Regions from separate parts of the Homo sapiens genome. Here region 1 is linked to region 2. The links are chromatin contacts, found by Hi-C or POLR2A ChIA-PET in ENCODE. All regions are on one chromosome and are shown on one strand. The core of a region is the stretch at or near the end of the contact, and the rest is flanking DNA. Distances in the headings are between cores, read along the strand shown.

Region 1 (4,351 bases), core at 15-2,514, 330 kb before region 2:
CTCTATCCTGGGGCAAAGAGAAGGAACTTGGGGAGTTCCATCAAGTAGGTATAGTAAGCAAGGGTGTGGTGTGGTGGGGCAGGGGATGCTATACTATAGTTTAGCATTAATTATGTTTGGTTAGAAACATTGTTCTGTTGGCCTTTCTGTGTCCTGTTGAAAACATTGTTTATCACAGCCTAACTGCTGGCAGAGTTTCTCAAGCCCTGATTAGAATGCGGCTTCTAGGGGAAGGGAGGGTTAGGAGACTTCAATTCTATGGGACAATCACTCTGAGAATTGAAAATGCCACCCAGAGATAATAAAAGCCAGTTAAAGCTCACCAACCAAAGAAAAGACCACAGGTCTTACCTACAGAAAATAGTTGCATGACTGTACTTGCTGTAGTGAGGAGGAACTGGTCATGGGATATCTCAGAAACATGGAGCAAGGAGGGGCTTTTTTTTTTTTTTTCCCGAGACGGAGTCCCTCTGTTGCCCAGTCTGGAGTGCAGTGGCGTGATCTCAGTTCACTGCAACCTCCGCCTCCCAGGTTCAAACAATTCTCCTGCCTCAGCCTCCCGAGTAGCTGGGATTACAGGTGCATGCCACCACGCCCAGCTAATTTTTGTATTTTTCGTAGTGACAGGATTTCACCATGTGGTCAGGCTGGTCTCAAACTCCTGACCTCAAGTGATCTGCCCGCCTTGGCCTCCCAAAGTGCTGAGATAACAGGCGTGAGCCACCGTGCCCAGCCAGGGAGGGGCTTTTTATAGGGTTTGGCCTTTGTTCGGTGATTCTAAGAAGGAATGGTTAGTCTTTTTTTTTCCAACTACGGTACAGCATTAATTATGTTTGGTTAGAAACATTGTTCTGTTGGCCTTTCTGTGTCCTGTCGAAAACATTGTTTATCACAGTCTGACTGCTGGCAGAGTTTCTCAAGCTCTGATTAGAATTAAGGGTCCTGTTTGGGGAAAGTAACTGCATAGAAGGCCATAGAAAAGGCTCAGTAGGACTGTAGTTCCAGAGGAGCACTCTGTGAAAATTTCAACCACAGCAGAGGAAAATGGGGACTTCGACTTGTATGGAGATAGGAGGCTGCTCGGCCGCTGTGAAAAATCTAAGGGGAGCCCTGCATCAGATATCCAGAAGCTGTTTCCTGCATTTCCAAGGATGCTGTGCCCTGTAAGAAGATTTAGAGATGTGTGAGAGACGTAGGGACGTGAGGAGAGAACAGCAAAATTATATAAAGTGTAAGATATTGTGTACTTCCCCTTCCTGTTGTGGTTGGCTTTGAGCTAGAACACCTTGAGGATTTGGCTTTGAGTTACAAGCAGTTAGTTTCTCTTAGGCTAGCAAAGCTGGAGACAATACACAAGTGTATACTTCCTTTTCTTCTGAAAAAGCAACAAGGTTGGATAGATTTAGTTTTGCACATGTGAGGCAAAAACATTCTCTAAAATGAAAAGGGTTGACATAACAGGGAATCTAAAATGTTCAGTGTTTGTGTGTGTGTGTGTGTGTGTGTGTGTGTGTGTGTGTTTACTTCTTTATTCTTTTTTGAGAAGCTTTCTTTTTTTTTTTTTTTTTTTTTTAGGTTTACATCACCGGAACAGGAGGAGGGACACACCCAACAGCTGTAGAAGCAGGAAATATCTAATACAAAACTAAAGTACAAAAACATGAAAACAGAGTCTTTGCGCATATTTTGTTCCTGCTGACTGCCTTGAAAAAGTCTACATTTCCTATACATATGATTGGGAATGGGGAGGGCTTGGTTCTCCTTGTGCAACATATTCAGCATGATTTAGGCAGTTTTATCTCTGCAAATTTATTGTTTCCTTTGGAGAAGTATTCATTTTCTAAATCACATCTCAGAAGTATCAAGAGTTATGTACCACAGGACAGCAGGGGGCAATTATAGAAGTCAGATTCACGTCAAGCCAGAGTACATTCTGTGAGGAGGAACTGACCCAGGCTTGGCAAGTGTCAGCTTGAATTAACCTTTTTTTTTTTTTTTTTTTTTGCCAGGAGTCTCCCTCTGTCGCCCAGGCTGGAGTGCAATGGCACAATCTCAGCTCACTGCAACCTCCACTTCCCCAGTTCAAGTGATTCTCCTGCCTCAGCCTCCCGAGTAGCTGGCATTACGGGTGCGTGCCACCACGCCCACCTAATTTTTGTATTTTTAGTTGAGACAGGGTTTCGCCATGTTGGCCAGACTGGTCTCAAACTCCTGACCTCAAGTGATCTGCCCGCCTCAGCCTCCCGAAGTGCTGAGATTACAGGCGTGAGCCATCGTGCCCGGACTTAAATTAACTATTAATAGGGATATTTAGAACTGAAAAATACACATTTTGAGGAATGTGACAAAAAGTGTCCTTATTTTTCATAATTGATATGGTTATGGATGGCTAATGACCTGTGTGCTATAGGATCTGTGTATCTTGTGTGGGGATGCTGCATTCTAACTCTAGAACCGGCCAATTGCCTTGTAAGGGGAGGATGAGTAATATAGTTTTAGAGAAGAGATTATTTCTCTCTAAAGAAAGTGAAACTTAGATAAGAAACAGAAATTTAGCCCGGGCGTGGTGGCTCACACCTGTAATCCCAGCACTTTGGGAGGCCGAGGCAGGTGGATCACGAGGTCAGGAGATAAAGACCATCCTGGCTAACACGGTGAAACCCCGTCTCTACTAAAAATACAAAAATTAGCCGGGCGTGGTGGCGGGCGCCTGTAGTCCCAGCTACTCCGGAGGCTGAGGCAGGAGAATGGCGTGAACCCGGGAGGCGGAGCTTGCAGTGAGCCGAGATGGAGCCACTGCACTCCAGCCTGGGCGACAGAGCGAGACTCCGTCTAAAAAAAAAAAAACAGAGAGCGAGAGACTATGTTTTTAGAACAGTTTTAGGTTCACAGCAAAATGGAAAGAAAGGTACCTCCTGCCCCCACACATGCCAGCTCCCTGGTTTTCAACATTGCCCACCAGAGAGCAGCATGTGTTACAATGAGGGAATCTATGCAGATACATCATAACCACGGAATGTCCGTAGTTTACATAAGGGTTCACTCTTCATGTTGCACATTCTTTGGGTTTGGACAAATGTATAAGTGACATGTATTCACCACTATGGTATCAGACAGAATAATTTAACTGCCCTAAAAATCCTCTGTGTTTTGCCTGCCCATCCCTCCTCTTCGCAGCCCTTGGGCAACCACTGATCATTTTCCTGTCTCCATAGTTTTGCCTTTTCCAGAAATGTCATATACTTGACATCATTCAGTATGTAGCCTTTTCAGATTGGCTTCAATATATTCTTTTCTATATCCATCACCTTTTTTGTCCCATTTGGTTCAGTGTTTCTCAAAATGTGGTGTTTGAACTATCTCTGTCAGAACCACATGAAAGTTGTTAAAAATATACATTCTCAGTCTCATATTTGACTGATTCAAAATATTAATATCTGGGTGTGGAACCTAGGAATTTGTATTTTAAACACACAGTACAGGTTATTCTTACACATACTATAGTCTGAACACCAGCAAAGTCTCTACTATGCTGCCAGGAATTAAGGTGGGGACGTATGTTCATAAAAGGTGATAGTGGCCGGGCGTGGTGGCTCAGTCCTGTAATCCCAGCACTTTGGGAAGCCGAGGCAAATGCATCGGCCTCCTGACCTGAGGTCAGGAGTTCGAGATTAGCCTGGGCAACATGGCAAAATCCTGTCTCTACAAAAAATACAAAAATTAGCCAGGCATAGTGGTGGGCACCTGTAGTTCCGGCTACTAGGGAGGCTGAGGTGAGAGAATCTCCTGAGCTCAGGGAGGTGGAGGCTGCAGTGAGCTGTGATTGCACCGCTATACTCCAGCCTGGGCGACAGAGTGAGATCCTCTCCCAACCACAAAAAAAAAAGTAATAGGATTTACCAAAAAGGAGCTGGCAGTGATAGCAATAGAAAGGGACCCCAAAGGGAAGATCGGGGCTTCAAAGTCTAGCTATTCTACAGAGCCCATGTGTAACATGTGTAAATTCCCCATCTATTGCCAATTGTATAGTTTTAATTTGATTGATATTGCAGGAGCTAGCGATTTCCTGCAGACTTTGACTCTTTCTCTCTGGAGAAGCCTAGAAATACCTTATGTATTATTTGACAACAGATGAAGCCTGAGGTTTTCATCTTGGACTACCGTTAAATCCTTACGAAAGTGACCTTCTTTGAACTAGACAATACCTCCTGTAACCATTTTAGTAGGATCTCCCTTGAGTTTCAGTTCTACCTTCTCCAAGTTCTACAAAGACTCCTCATCAGTATTTCATGTGGAACCCAAATGAAAGGTTGGGAATTGCTGATCAGTCTGCTGTGTGGCCTAATGAGGC
Region 2 (4,375 bases), core at 946-3,445:
AGAAATCACACTGAATATTACCACGCTCTTCCAAATGAAACCACAACACACCAAAGAATTTATCAGAGTCTCTTCTATTCTAGGCTAAGCATTCTTGTTCCTTAAAATATGTGAACTGATTGGGTCTACTCTGACTCTTATGACAATTATTTATGTCCATCTTTAAAAACGATATTTAAAGACAGCTAGACACAATGGCTCAGATGTGGCCTGACTGCTACACAGTGTATGTAATATACAGTGTGCTGTTTAGGCCTAGGTACCTTCCCATGGGCTAGATTAAGTATTGGGAGCTCCGAAGGAAAAGAAGTACTTATTGATTACTCAAATAAAAAAGTGAAGAAAAAAAAAAGCAGTAGAAAATAAGCAACTACAATACTTATTAGAGACCAAATGGCCCTTCGCATATAAAATTCAATACGCCAAATTAGTCCTTCATGCATAAAATTTGACAGTGCCCACTATCATATTTTTCTTATCAAATATTTTAAGGTATAAAAGGACACACACTGGAATGAATGGTAGCTTTCAAGATTTCGTTATTCACCAAAAGTTTGAAGATCAGCTTAGCATCTTTTGCTGAGCATCAAAGAAACTAAAATGAATAATCACTATATGGAGTATGGATTTATAAATAAAATGGGCCAGGCGCGGTGGCTCACGCCTGTAATCCCAGCACTTTGGGAGGCCGAGGCAGGTAGATCACTTGAGGTCAGGAGTTCAAGACCAGCCTGGCCAATATGGTGAAACCCCATCTCTACTAAAAATACAAAAAAATTGGCCTGTATCGTGACACATGCCTGTAGCCCCAGCTACTCGGGAGGCTGAGGCAGGAGAATCGCTTGAACCCGGGAGGCAGAGGTTGCAGTGAGCTGAGATCGTGCCACTGCACTCCAGCCTGGGTGACAGAGTGAGACTCCCAATCTCAAAAAAAAAAAAAAAAAAGCATCAGTAAATAGGTTCAAATACCAATCCCCCTCCTACAAAAACTGCTTAAAATTATTTCAATTATTTGATGTGTTCAATCAAAAATAACTTTTGTTAAGGAAAAGAGTAATCAGAGATAAAAGGTAGTTTAAAAACAATAAAAAAAATTCATAAATTATCAGCACAAAATGGACACATTCTATTTACTTTTATTTTCATTTTGAGACAGGGTTTCACTGTGTTGCCCAGGCTGGACTGCAATGGTGCGATCTCTGCTCACTGTAACCTCAGCCTCCTGGGCTCAAGCGATGCTCCCACCTTGGCCTCCGGAGAAGCTGGGACTACAGGAATGTGCTACCATGCCCAGCTAATTCTTGTATTTTTTTGTAGAGACGGGGTTTTGCCATGTTGCCCAGGTTGGTCTTGAACTCCTGGGCTCAAGCAATCCACCTGCCTTGGCTTCCCGAAATGTTGAGATTACAAGTGTGAGCCACCACGACTGGCCTCAAAATGGATACATTCTAAACCACTATTTTAAGTGTTTCAAAATCTGTTTCTTAAGTTTATCTCCAAATATCTAATCGGTACTAGTATTGTTAGTACTACTACCAACGAACACACAACTAAACTTGTTACACGTCTCTCATGTGTCAAGTGCTATGTTAACCTGTATGTTATCTCATGTAGTCTTCACAGATACCCATGGATTTGGTATTCCCATTTATATGTGGAAACTCGGGTTCAGAAATATCCAAGGTCAGCACACTATTAAGTGGCAGAGTTAATATTCAAACTCAAGTATGAGCCTAGAACCTAAGCCCTTAATTGCATCTCTAAGTAACAGAAATGCTCTAAGTAAACATGATAAAAGCCTTCATGAAGCCTCCAGATTTCTTACTGCAAGTGGGCTGCTTTCAGCAATCTGAGTATCATTTTTACTTAATGCGACTTGACTACTTAAAGATGAAATGATTACAGGGAATCCAAAGAAGCCATACTTACCCTCCAAGTCTCCTCACACCACTACTATTAACCCTCCCGCTGGACCATGGTCCAGTGTTACAAAGCAGACTCCTGGGAGCGCCACATGTCATGAGGCTTACGGACAGAGGTTAAAACAGCTTTTACCAAAGAACATGCCATTGCAGCTAACTTTCTGCTCATGGACATGAGGAGTATGCTAGGAGGGAAGAGAGACACCAGATGCTTCAGGAAATAGACAACAGGACACTGTTACCTAGGATGTAGGTAAACATTCCAGCTTGCCCCTGTGCTCCTGGACCAAACTCCTTCAGGACACCCATGATTACGGTTTGCATTTGATTAGCATGTAATATTTTTCAAGAACTTCCTCAAACATACCTCATTTGATTTTCAAAAAGAGAATGTGGGTTATGCTAGCAGGCATTATTAATTTCATTTTAAATTTGAGATTGAGATAAGAGGTGTCTACTATTCACTAGAACCCAGTTCTACCTATACTCAGGGTCCCAACTTTCTCCACTACCTCTGACCCATGGCTTAAATCATTGGGTCTCAAGGTCATGTGGTGTCCCTGAGGGCAAAAAAAATCTGAGGGCTGAACTCAGGTTATACTAAATCCCTATGGTTTTCTCAAAGAATCCCAGAGTAACCTAGAGGTGGCCAATATGAATCTGGGGGGGATTCTGGATGGTAAAAACTTCCCCCCAAAAGTAAGTGATGAAACGCAAAGGTACCCACGCAGCAGCTGCCGCAAGCTTCTCCCCGGTCAGGGAGGGCAGGGGGTGACAGTCCCCCAGGGGCTTGCCCACATCGTGTAGGTGCTTAACTGAGTCAACATTTTACAAAACATTTACAGTGTGCCCACCAGATGCTAAGGGATTACAAAGAACGAAAGGAGGTTACAACTTAGCTAGACAGAAGAAAGGAAGAGTATACAACACAGCGCAGTCTAGGGTAAGTTGAAAGCAGGGCCACAGACTCCCGACGCCAAGCCCTGACGGGGAATCCAGCCTTTCCGAGGGAAGCTGTTCTCAGACATTTAAATTCAAGCAAATGCCTTACTTTGTACTTCCTGGTTATTTCTTTTCCCCGTCATAGTAGAATGCCAATTTGTTTCTTTAGTTTTGTATTATTTTATATTAGCTATCTTTAAATTCTCACTTTATAAAACAAGAAATAGAAAATAGCAGCCGCACAAGAACAACCTGGCCTACCCCCCAGGAGCACAAAACAGATGGTTCATTAAAGCCCATGCGGTCTTCCTGAAGCTAAGATGGCCCATGAGAAGTGCTGACAGCTGAGCCTCTAACACTCACCGCTCCTAGACCTTCAGTGGAGAAAGAGCCCCAAATGTCTCCTCAAGAACACAGCGGGTCTCCTGCTGCCCCAGCAGTGTAGGGCGACTGGTCAAAGTGTTCTCCTTCATTTCTAGGACGATTTAGTCCCTGTACAGACTCTGTAAACGAAAACCCAGTGCCTCCCAGCAAACTTCCTGAATACACCGAGTATCCAGACAGCTTTTTCATCACAATGAAAAAGGAAATCTGGAAGAAGCCTTACCCGGGAAAGGCCTCTCGATGTAATCCTCCTACAGGTTTAACTCAGAAACAATCACAAAAAAAGATGCCCATTATACTGGCCTGTTTCTGGTACAGTTCAGTTTTCACACAGTCAAAATTAAGCACCTATTTCATGCCAGTCACTACAGTAAGTCCTTATGAAGATAAACAAAATTCTGCCCTCATCCTCTCTCAGAGGACCTTGGTTCTTGAAAGAGATATAACAAATACTGTCTTATATAATCCCTTATGATAATGCTATTTGGGAGACTGTTAGGAAGACTAGAGAACAAAAAGAGAAAAAATCTACTTGGGAGAGTTAGGTAAGGCTTCAAGCAGCAGAAAATATTTGTTCTAGAAGTGCAAGTATGTGTAAAGGGCTGAACAGATTAAGGAAGGAAGGTTCCCAGTGGGCAGTCCCAGGCAGAGAGAACAGCTTATGGGAAAGTGTGCTAAGTTTGAGGGACAAGAGTGAGATGCCACAAGGCCTTTGACCCTGTGCAAGTTTATCATGTGGGCAATGGGTGCAATCAGTGCTTCTTCTGTTCAGGGAAGCGACAGGATTAGGTCACAGGGGGAGGATGAACTAGAGAAGAGGTAGCTAAAGGCAGAGAGACTACTCCAGAAGTCACCACAACAAATTCAGGCAAGAGACTGCACAGCTCTATGGTAGAAGAGACACACACAGGGAGCTGAGAATCAGTTAGTCTTGATGACTGTTGCATGAACCAACTTAGAGATATGGAAATAAAAAGAGTAGACCTGGTGGGGAACTTCCTATCAAGGTTGAACTTAAAGAACACTACTTACTACCACACTGCTTCAAAAGTTTGTGTACATGAAAATCATTCTGGGTGGTTTTAAAAAATGCAAATTTCTGACTGTTTTAAAGCTTAAGAACTAAT

Evidence for each region. A loop is a pair of places that touch in the nucleus more often than their neighbours do. ChIA-PET counts read pairs that join two places held with the same protein, here RNA polymerase II (POLR2A). Pooled maps may share reads with other maps.
Region 1: a map of CD8-positive, alpha-beta T cell shows a loop between it and region 2 (5-fold over the local background). The contact joins the enhancer-like site here to the promoter of LPIN2-AS2 in region 2. A Hi-C loop is called at or near these places in 3 of 168 maps with a recorded cell type or tissue (CD8-positive, alpha-beta T cell and naive thymus-derived CD4-positive, alpha-beta T cell), 15 of 37 single-sample maps with no recorded cell type and 13 of 50 pooled maps. POLR2A ChIA-PET finds 5 or more read pairs at or near these places in 7 of 52 experiments (B cell, CD4-positive, alpha-beta memory T cell, GM12878 and 4 more).

The regions. Positions count from the first base shown.
Region 1 is chr18:2,635,552-2,639,902 of GRCh38, forward strand. No RefSeq gene overlaps it. Among named protein-coding and RNA genes, the nearest start is that of SMCHD1, 18 kb to the right of the region's middle. RefSeq lists enhancers at 965-1,144, 1,735-1,784. Within about 2 kb of position 1,265, at least 15 of the 41 ENCODE cell types and tissues checked have a DNase peak (open chromatin) inside an H3K27ac peak, as active enhancers do; they include B cell, CD8-positive, alpha-beta T cell and GM12878, where a contact is called at or near this core.
Region 2 is chr18:2,964,805-2,969,179 of GRCh38, forward strand. It overlaps LPIN2-AS2 (LPIN2 antisense RNA 2), which reads left to right and starts at 2,196. Exons shown (of 3, transcript XR_001753322.2): 1 at 2,196-2,238; 2 at 2,768-2,865. All of the region lies in intron 1 of LPIN2 (lipin 2), which reads right to left.